2 separate regions of the Homo sapiens genome follow, and region 2 is linked to region 1. The links are chromatin contacts, found by Hi-C or POLR2A ChIA-PET in ENCODE. All regions are on one chromosome and are shown on one strand. Each heading gives the region's core, a stretch centred on a gene start or an enhancer-like site at or near the end of the contact. The rest is flanking DNA. Distances are from core to core; before and after follow the strand shown. Region 1 has its middle 24 kb from the start of PABPC4-AS1. Region 2 overlaps MACF1 (microtubule actin crosslinking factor 1).

What was found. Hi-C counts contacts between places; a loop is a spot of excess contacts on that map. ChIA-PET counts read pairs that join two places held with the same protein, here RNA polymerase II (POLR2A). Pooled maps may share reads with other maps.
Region 2: a loop to region 1 is called in a pooled map, with 5 times the contacts of the local background. The contact joins two enhancer-like sites. A Hi-C loop is called at or near these places in 2 of 168 maps with a recorded cell type or tissue (endothelial cell of umbilical vein and thyroid gland), 3 of 37 single-sample maps with no recorded cell type and 6 of 50 pooled maps. POLR2A ChIA-PET finds 5 or more read pairs at or near these places in 4 of 52 experiments (AG04450, GM12878, WTC11 and 1 more).

The regions. Positions count from the first base shown.
Region 1 is chr1:39,538,984-39,543,951 of GRCh38, forward strand. It overlaps the pseudogene PPIEL. Among named protein-coding and RNA genes, the nearest start is that of PABPC4-AS1, 24 kb to the right of the region's middle. Within about 2 kb of position 1,893, at least 13 of the 41 ENCODE cell types and tissues checked have a DNase peak (open chromatin) inside an H3K27ac peak, as active enhancers do.
Region 2 is chr1:39,375,621-39,380,588 of GRCh38, forward strand. MACF1 (microtubule actin crosslinking factor 1) reads left to right here. Exons shown (of 101, transcript NM_001394062.1): 53 at 2,841-2,903; 54 at 3,583-3,824; 55 at 4,624-4,753. Among named protein-coding and RNA genes, the nearest start is that of BMP8A, 110 kb to the right of the region's middle. Within about 2 kb of position 2,896, at least 2 of the 41 ENCODE cell types and tissues checked have a DNase peak (open chromatin) inside an H3K27ac peak, as active enhancers do.

The sequences.
Region 1 (4,968 bases), core at 643-3,142:
GACTTGGTGGTCGTGGGGGAAGGGTGAAGAGTAGCTGGGCCAGGAGATGACCTGAAGTCAGATAGATGTGGCCTGCAGGTGATGCAGGAGTCCATGATGACGCCTAAGTTTCTGACCAAGCAGCTAAGTGGATGGTGGAGTCATTTACTGAAACAGGGAAAAGGGGGAGGAAGGGTGTGGGGGAGAAGGCCAAGGCCACATTTTGGACATGTGAAGTGTGAGATGCTCGTGGGATATCCAGCAAAGGTGAAAGGTAGGTGGTTGGACAGGAGTCTGGAGCTCAGGGAGCCATCAGCATGGTGACCCATGTGGACAAGCTTAACTCGGTGATTTCACTGAAAGTCCTGGGACTGGGCGGCGTGATTGCCCAGGGCATGGGTTCTCAGTGGTATCATACTGCCCCCTAGGGGCTACCAGAAACTGCAGTCTATTTTTGGTGGTCAGTAATACGGTGCTACTGGCATTGGAAGGAAGGGATCAGGGAGGGACTCTAGATGTCCTGCAGTCTCCTACGTAATGGAGAGTTACTCTAAATCCTGGACTTTCAAAAGCCCTGAATAACATTCATGTAGATAAGAAAAATCTATTTATAATGATCTGAGCCTACACCCTAACTCCATGTTCCATATAAATCCAAAGAATTATTTTTTTGTATCAAATTTTTCCAGAAATCAACCCATCCTGTCACTTTTCATTTCTTTTTGCTCAGAATTTTACCAAGAGATTTTTACTATTTCAAAACATCATGTTACTTTGATTCTGCCAAAACAACACACCTGAATCAGTCCACACTACTAAGTGCAGCTCTAGGCAGAAGTACACATGTTCAAGTACTTCATACATGTAGTTGCTTCCAAGCATTTGAATACTGAAATGCATATTATGTTATTACAAATTGTTTTCCTTTAATTTCCCTTTATATTACAACTATGAAATAATACTGTGGGGTTTTTCGTTTGAGACAGAGTCTCACTCTGTCACCCAGGCTGGAGTCCAAATGGTGCAATCTTGGCTCATTGCAACCTCTGCCTCCCCAGCTCAAGCCATCCTCCTACCTCAGCCTCCTGAGAAGCTGGGACTATAGGTGTTCACCAAGATGCCTGGCTGGTTTTTGTATTTTTTGTAGAGATGGGGTCTTGCCATGTTGCCCAGGCTGGTCTCAAACTCCTGGGCTCAAGCAATCCTCCCACCTCGGCCTCCCAAAGTGCTGGGATTATAGGCGTGAGCCACTGCACCCAGCCAATACCGTGTTTTTAATTAGGCATTCACTGGAAGGGTGCAGAGCTGTGACTTCCATCTCAGCACACTAGAGCATGAGCTGTAAGAGGCAGGTGCTAGGGTAAAAGGGTGAGAACTATTGAGGTAAAGAGTGAATACAGATACAGAAAAGCCATGGTGAGCACTGGGTCCCTCCAAAAATTTAGAGACTAGGAGGAGGAAGAGACAAGGGAAGAGACTGAGGGAAGACACCATGGGGCAAAAGGTAGGAGAAGAGGGAGGCCACCATTGTCACAGGAAGGCAAGCAGGCCAGGCAGGAGAGAATGATGCAGGCAGGGGAGTAGATCTGGCTGCAGGAAGACTAAATAGTTCTCTTCTGATTGTTTCTATAAATAAGCGACACCATCAGCTGAGAGGGAGAGTGTATGAAGCAATGCTGGAGGGCTGAGGAGTGAAGAAAAGGCGTGTTTTCCAGTCAGACGATGGATGACAAGTACCTCCAGCAATCTGGGAGGACCACTGGGCATTGCTCAAGGTGCCCTTAAGACCTGAGCTCCTCAACTCAAGAGGGACCAGATAGCTCAGGGCTGTGCTTTTCTCTAGCACACAGAGTTCTGCACTACGTAAGAAGGAGCACGAGAGAGGCAGCGGGATCCTTGGCAAGAGGAAGGAGAGTGCATGCAGCGACGGCGCGTGAGATGTGAGTGAGGCAACAGGGCAGTGTGGTGTGGGTGGATGGGCAGCGCATCTATGAGTCTAGGACACGTGCCAACCATGAAAAGCCCCAAAAGGATGACGTGCTGTCACATGAGGAAATCTGAATATGCACTGCAGTTGAGAGAATAGTATTGTAGCAGTGTTTGTTTTCTGATTTTGAGAACTATGTCCTGGTAACATTAAAAATACCCTGTTTCTTATGAAATACATGCTGAAGTATTTAGTGGTAGAGGAACATGAACTCTCCAACTTACTTTCAAATGGCTCTAAAAAAATACGCACTGTCTATAAAAATACACAGAAGGAGAATAAATAGGAAATGATGTTCACCAATATAAACAACTGGTGAACTTGAGTAAATGCCAGCAAAGGTGTATGGGGTTCATCGCACTATTCTTGTAACTCTTCCGTGAGCTTGACATTACATAAAATAAAAAGTTACAAAAACAATAACAAGACACCCCTGTAGGAGCAGACCCAGGCGTCTATGCTTCTTCCTCTTTTAATGAAAGGAGACAAATGGGAACTGAAATAACCCAAAATAAAAAACAGAAAAGCTTTTCAAAGCCCAAAGCTAACTCCACCCTAGCAAGGCTGAACGGTTCTCCTGTGTCTGGTAGCTGGGTCTCCTCCAGATTCCCTGTTTCTCAGCCAGAACCACGGCTCATCCTTCCACCCTGCACGGCCAGCTGCCCTCGCCCAGCCTCCCTTGTCACCACACGATGAGTGGTTCCTACCTGGTCCTGTGTGTTTGAAGATAAAGTTTTCATCATCAAATTTCTTCTTGTAGATGGACTTACCCCTGGTGCCACCGTGGTTTGTGAAATCACTGCCCTGGCAAATGAACTGGGGGATAATGCGGTGGAAGCTGCTTCCCTTGAAGCCGAGTCCTTTAAATGGGTGCACATGTAGAGAAAATTCTCTGGGATTGAGAAAGAGAAAAGTGCTGAGGTAAGAATATCTAACTAGATAATTAAAACTCCAGCTCTCTGTAACATGCCATCTCTACAAAAATAAAAATAATCATTTGGGTCCCAGCCACGGTGGCTCATGCCTGTAATCCCAGCACTTTGGGAGGCCAAGGTGGGTGGATCACCTGAGGTCAGGAGTTCGAGACCAGCCTGGCCAACATGGCAAAACCCCATCTCTACTAAAAATACAGAAACTAGCTAGGCATGGTGGCACACTCCTAGGTGACAAAGTGAGACCCTGTCTCTGAAATAAAATACACACACACCCCCAAACTCCAGCTCTCCAAATCTAAAAAAGTACATAGTACCTTTATTTAAACTAAATGCTTAAGTGTGGAAGTGGCACACAAATAGATAGAACAGACTAGGTGAAAAGAAGAGAAAGTCCCGAATAGACCCAGAAACGTATGAAAATTCAGTATTTCAGCTAGGCATGGTGGCTCACATCTGTAATCTCAGTACTTGGGGAGGCCAAGGCAGGAGGATTGCCTGAGCAGAGGAGTTGGAGACCAGCCTGGGCAACACGGCAAGACCTCATCTCTATTAAAATATATACATAGGCCAGGTGCGGTGGCTCGGGTCTGTAATCCCAGCACTTTGGGAGGCCGAGGTGGGTGGATCACCTGAGGTCAGGAGTTCAAGACCAGCCTGACCAATGTGGTAAAACCCTATCTCTAATAAAAATACAGAAAATTAGCTCGGCATGGTGGCATGTGCCTGTAATCCCAGCTACTCGGGAGGCTGAAGCAGGAGAATCACTTGAACCCGGGAGGCAAAGGTTGCAGTAAGCTGAGATCATGCCATTTTACTCCAGCCTGGGCAACAAGAGTGAAATTCCGTCTCAAAAAAAAAAAAAATATATATATATATACACACACACACACACACACATATACAAAAATGTATATATATGTGTATGTATGTATATGTGTGTGTATATATGCATATATATGTGTGTGTGTGTGTGTGTGCGTGTGTATATATATATATATATATAAAGGAATTAAATATTTCATAAAGCTTGGCATCTTAAATCACTGGGTCAAAGATGGACTTTCTATAAACTGGTCTTAGGACAACTGAATAAACATTTGGACTCCCCCACCCAATTATGCTAGGCAGCGATGACCTGAGAAGGTATATAATGACCAGGAGCTCAAATCCCCACAGACAAAGGTCTAGGTCACCCCACCTGATAAGCCATTTAGATTAGCAGAGGAACCAGCTGAGGTGAGGATGAGAGGTATCTAAAATGGATAGCAGAGGAGGGAGGCCAGGCGCCGTGGCTCACACCTGTAATCTCAGCGCTTTGGGAGGCAGAGGTGGGTGGATCACCTGAGGTCAGGAGTTCAAGACCAGCCTGGCCAACATGGTGAAGCCCTGTCTCTACTAAAAATATAAAAACCAGCTGGGCATGGTGGTGGGCGCCTGTAATCCCAGCTACTCGGGAGGCTGAAGCAGGAGAATCACTTGAACCCGGGAGGCGGAGGTTGCAGTGAGCCAAGATCATGCCATTGTACTCCAGTCTGGGATTACTAATAGTAATATGAGTATATTTTTCAGAGACATAGCAATAAAAGCCCAAATAATTAAAATAGTTAAAAGAAATGAATGTTGCCTCTGGCAGGGCAGAAAAATTATGTTGGGGGAGCAGAAGAATGTTTTATTATAGAACGATTTTCTTTAAACTATGTGCAATTATGACTTTAAGAAACATTTTTAAAAGCTAGATTAAGACAAAAAAGATTATGGGTAAAAAAAGGTCATCATGAATACTTAAGAAAAAAAGGAAAACACAACTGTCAATTGTAGCTACCTCTGGGAGATGGGCTGAATAGTAAGGAGAGAAAGTTTTAGTTTCTGATTGATACCCTTAAAAATAGTACTTTTCTGGCTGGGTGCGGCCGCTCATGTCTGTAATCCCAGCATTTTGGGAGGCCGAGGTAAGAGGATCACTTGAGTCCAGTTCAAGACCAGACTGGACAACATGGCAAAACCCACCATCTCTACAAAAAAAAATACAAAAGGGCTGGGTGCGGTGGCTCATGCCTGTAATCCCAG
Region 2 (4,968 bases), core at 1,646-4,145, 160 kb before region 1:
TTTGTTTGGTTTCATTGTATCCAGAAAATATGGTTCACACAGATTAAGTAACTGCAAATGATGACAAATGTTTTTGAAAGTTGACTTCACAATGTCAGAACAGGCTTTGATTGAATTGAGCTAGAAACTTGAAAGTGATGTAATAAGAAATTATTGTTTCAAAGTTAAATCACTAAGAATATTTAATGAGGGCTTTTACACATAGAAAACACTTAAGACTGACATTGAGGACAAAAACTGTCCAACTGACTTGAAGTGTTAAGAATTCTATTATTACACAATTCTGCCACAATGAGAACTGTGTAGATGTACAGAGAGCAAGTCGTGTTATATTTTTGGTCGTGTTATTTAATGTATTACACATGTGCTATAGATGTTTTTCTTTGTATAGTATACATGAGTGGACATGGACAGGTTTGAATATCATAAATTGCTGGTAAAGAGCTACCACCTTTCCAATCAGGGACACTCAAAAATAACTTAAAATAGATGCTTAGATGTGTCAGGAGCTGCTTTACTTTCCCCAGAAAAGCAGCATAATTGGTTTTATCTGGTGGGTTAAGGTGTAGAATTCAGCATAATTGAACATGCATGTTTTATTATCATTTCTAAGTACTTAGAAATTTATGTGAATATTACATTTAAACCAAACATTAAACACAATCCCTAAAGCACGTTTTTAGGGTGTTTTGAAAATCAGTTTGAAAATTACTATCTTGAGTGCTCTCAAAGTTCTCCTCCAACTCTGAAAAACCATGTATATTTCAGTTCCTTACATTTATCTAGCTCCGTTTCATAAAGTACTTTGATATACATTCGCTCATGATCTCTTCCCAGTTACCCCATGAGAGTTAACAGGATAGGTTGTATTATCTTTAAATCCTGCAGAATAAACTGTGTTTGTAGATTAAGGCTCACATACTGAGTTAGTGACAACCTTGGTTAGTACCGTCTTCTCCCACCTACTAGTCCAGTTTCTTTTTTTGCATCACCACACTGCAATGGAATGTTATTTTTCTATTTTGTATTTTTTAATCGAAAATATAATAACATTAACATTTAAAAGTTTTATAATCACCACCCTAATTCAGCTAATTTTTTTCCTTCCTTTTAGAGACAGGGTCTCGCTCTGTCACCCAGGCTGGAGTACGGTAGTGTGATCATGGCTCTCTGTAGCTTTGACCTCCTAGGCCCACGCAATCAGCCCACCTCAAGCTCCTGAGTAGCTAGGACCACAAATGTGCACTGTCATGCCTGACTAATTTTTTTTTTTTTTAATATTTTTTTGTAGAGACAGGGTCTCGTGTTGCCTAGGCTGGTCTTAAACTTCCACCCTCCCAAAGTGCTGGGATTACAGGCGTGAGCCATTACACCTGGCCCACAACTATTTTGTTTTTGTTGTTGTTTTGAGATGGAGTCTTGCTCTGTCGCCCAGACTGGAGTGCGGTGGCACCATCTTGGCTCACTGCAACCTCTGCCTCCCGGGTTCAATCGATTCTCCTGCCTCAGCCTCCCCAGTAGCTGAGACTACAGGCGTCCGCTGCCACACCCAGCTAATTTTTTGCATTTTAATAGAGATGGGGTTTCACCGTATTGCCCAGGCTGGTCTCGAACCTCCTGAGCTCAGGCAATCCACCCACCTCAGCCTCCCAAAGTGCTAGGATTACAGGTGTGAGCCACCGCGCCCGGCCAACTATTTTGTAATATAACCTTGCACATGACTTTTTGTACAGTGAAGTCAGTGCATATGAGAGTTTTCTGTCCTTTTAAAGTATCATTATGAATATTTTTCAGATTTCTGTATAATATTTATCATTACCTCACCTGATTTTTACCTATCTTGGGAAACTTCTGAAATATAAGGAATCAGTTTGGGGAGAATGTATGTGAAATTATGGTGATTAGAAACAGAACCAAAGGCCCAAAGCACAATTTATAAGAATGTTGATGAGCCAGATTTATTGGCACTTAGGATTTCTGTTTTTTCTTGGGGAAAGGTGAGCAAGAAGAGGTTATGAAAGAAAAGGCAAATAATCTTCCTTTAAAAACAATATAAGAAGGGCTCATTTTAATGTCTTTATTAGAAGAAGGCTGCTTTTTAGGCCAGGCACGGTGACTCATGCCTATAATCCCAGCACTTTGGGAGGCCGAGGCAGGCAGATCACCTGAGGTCGGGAGTTTGAGACCAGCCTGACCAACATAGTGAAACCCCGTCTCTACTAAAAATACAAAAATTAGCCGGGCCTGGTGGCAGGCGCCTGTAATCCCAGCTGTTTGAGAGGCTGAGATGGGAGAATTGCTTGAACCTGGGAAGTGGAAGTTGCAGTGAGCCGAGATCATGCCACCGCACTTCAGTCTGGGCAACAGAGTGAGACTCTGTCTCAAAAAAGAAAAAAAAAAAGGCTGCTTTTTCTGTCCTTAATGGTATTTTCATTTTTATTATATTGAAAGATATTGATATAAAAGGTGAAACTTTCTGGCTTTATTATAAAAGCTTATTCCAAAATATGGCAAGTACCATTCTAGACTGAATAATTTTACCAGTACTTGCTTCACAAAATTAGGGCGGCATCCAGAGAATTCAAGTTGGAGATTTAATAAAAAGGGAATACGAATTTCCTCTAGAAGGGATTAAGAATCATTCCTGCTAAGAACCTTGAGTGACGTTTTGTTGCCTGGCAGCTAAAATAATTTGTCTCTTTCCATGAGTATGTTGTCTTGTGCTGTGTTAACTTCCTGATACCTAAGCTTAAAGTGAGGGCCAAAGGACAAATTCAGTGCCTATATGTATTCCTAACACGTTGGTCTTGCCCTGTTTGTCTCCCTGTCCTTCTGCTCAGGTTCCATACTGCCCTCTGTAGGAAGCTCTGTAGGCAGTGTAAACGGATACCACACCTGCAAAGGTGAGAATGCCATTTCAACAGTGCTTCTTTGTTGGATGTGTTAGGACAGTGTCTATGTTTGCATCTGTGTATGTTGCAATATGTGGTGGAAGAACTGCTGCCAGAATGGGTGTGAGGATAAAAATCTGGGGAGAAGCAACTGTGGTTTGCTGGCTATAGACCATAAACAGGTTGGCAGCCCCTGAAGCTAAAGGTATTGTAGAAATACAATAGATTGGATCACTAGATAAGGCAAATAGGGAAGGAACTCAAAGAAAATATATGTTAATCTTTGAATTATAAAGAAGTTATACTAGAGATAATCTAGTCTAGCTCTCAGCCTCCCAGCTAGGTGACTTCTCTGTAGTTTGGAGAAGAAGGAATGGAAGAATGCTCCAAGTCCCTTAATCCCAATAGTAAACTAAGGTTAATTTCTTACTTTGCTCCCTTCACTTTTGTTGTTCCCATGTTTAGCATTTTAAGGTATACATCTGAGTATATAATGCCAAAACCAGAAAGCAGATTAATGAGAATGCTTTTGTTTTGTGTATATAAATGGGAACTTTTGTATGATTTAGCAGGAAGATAATCTCTAATTCACTAGAAGGAGTAAGAGAGATGCAAGTAATTTAGGAGTGAGGAGTCAAGGAGCATACTCGAAGAGCTGTCTCCAATCTGATTTCTGTTTCTATGATACTAGATCTGACGGAGATCCAGTGTGACATGTCAGATGTAAACTTGAAGTATGAGAAACTAGGGGGAGTACTTCATGAACGCCAGGAAAGCCTTCAGGCTATCCTCAACAGAATGGAGGAGGTTCACAAGGAGGCAAACTCTGTGCTGCAGTGGCTGGAATCAAAAGAGGAAGTCCTGAAATCCATGGATGCCATGTCATCTCCAACCAAGACAGAAACAGTGAAAGCCCAAGCTGAATCTAACAAGGTACTGTGTTTACATTAGTTGCCTCCCAACACCAAGAGGAAGAGACAGCTGTACCAGTGTTCCTGCCCAAGCCCAGGTATCTGAGAGAGAGACATGGGCAACAATCTAGGCTGTGATGGGCAGTATGTTTGACATTCTAAATGATTAATATGCCTTAACTCTCCTAGAGAATTTTCTTATGAAATTAGAAATTGTTATAAGTTAGATTCAGAAACAAAACCAGGTATGTTTGCAGAAAAAGAATAGCCCTCCCCAGAATCGTTAGCTCATTGAGAATGGGATCTCATTTTCTATATGATGCTGTAAGCAAGACAAACCATTCTTATCAAAGTATCTTTCCAATTCTTAGAGGGATCTAAATAACAGTGATTACAGTTCATTCTTAAGATTGACATGTGAGACTAGGAAAAATGTCAGAAGATATAAGACCACAGAAAATCCTGTAGGCAAGTTTCACCAAAACTTTTAATATTCCCATTGAGCGTAGCATCTCATCTCCTTCAAGATATGTTATCATCATATCTTGGTATTTTTAGTTTATTTTGATTAATAATTCCTTCTTATTGAGTTCTACTGATGTATTATACATAAAAGAAACTCAGATCCTGCCATTTAGATTTTCATTTTAAAATAAAAATTGAAGTAGAAGGGTTAAGTATCTTAACACCACTAAACAAGTCATTGATAGGATCCTAGTAGAGTCTATAATAACTGCCCAGTTTTCCAATCATTTCTACCACACACACAACTTTGTTTCCTGTCCAGAATCTCATGGCATGCATGGCATTCTTTCTCCTAGGCCTTCCTGGCTGAGTTGGAACAGAATTCTCCAAAAATTCAAAAAGTAAAGGAAGCCCTGGCTGGATTACTGGTGACATATCCCAACTCACAGGAAGCAGAAAATTGGAAGAAAATTCAGGAAGAACTCAGTAAGTTTTCACAAGAGTGTTACAAATTTGCTAAGTTACTTGTCTTCAAAGCAAGTAGAGAATTTCAGCACATCCTATAAAACAGGAATTATTTTTAGTTAATTTTTATAAATAAGCAATTAGGATCCAGATAGGGCCAGAGCATGAGCCTGAATTGGGAAGAAAATTAGAAATTCCACTCAAAAAGTCAGAAGTTTGGCTTTCTTGGGCAAGTC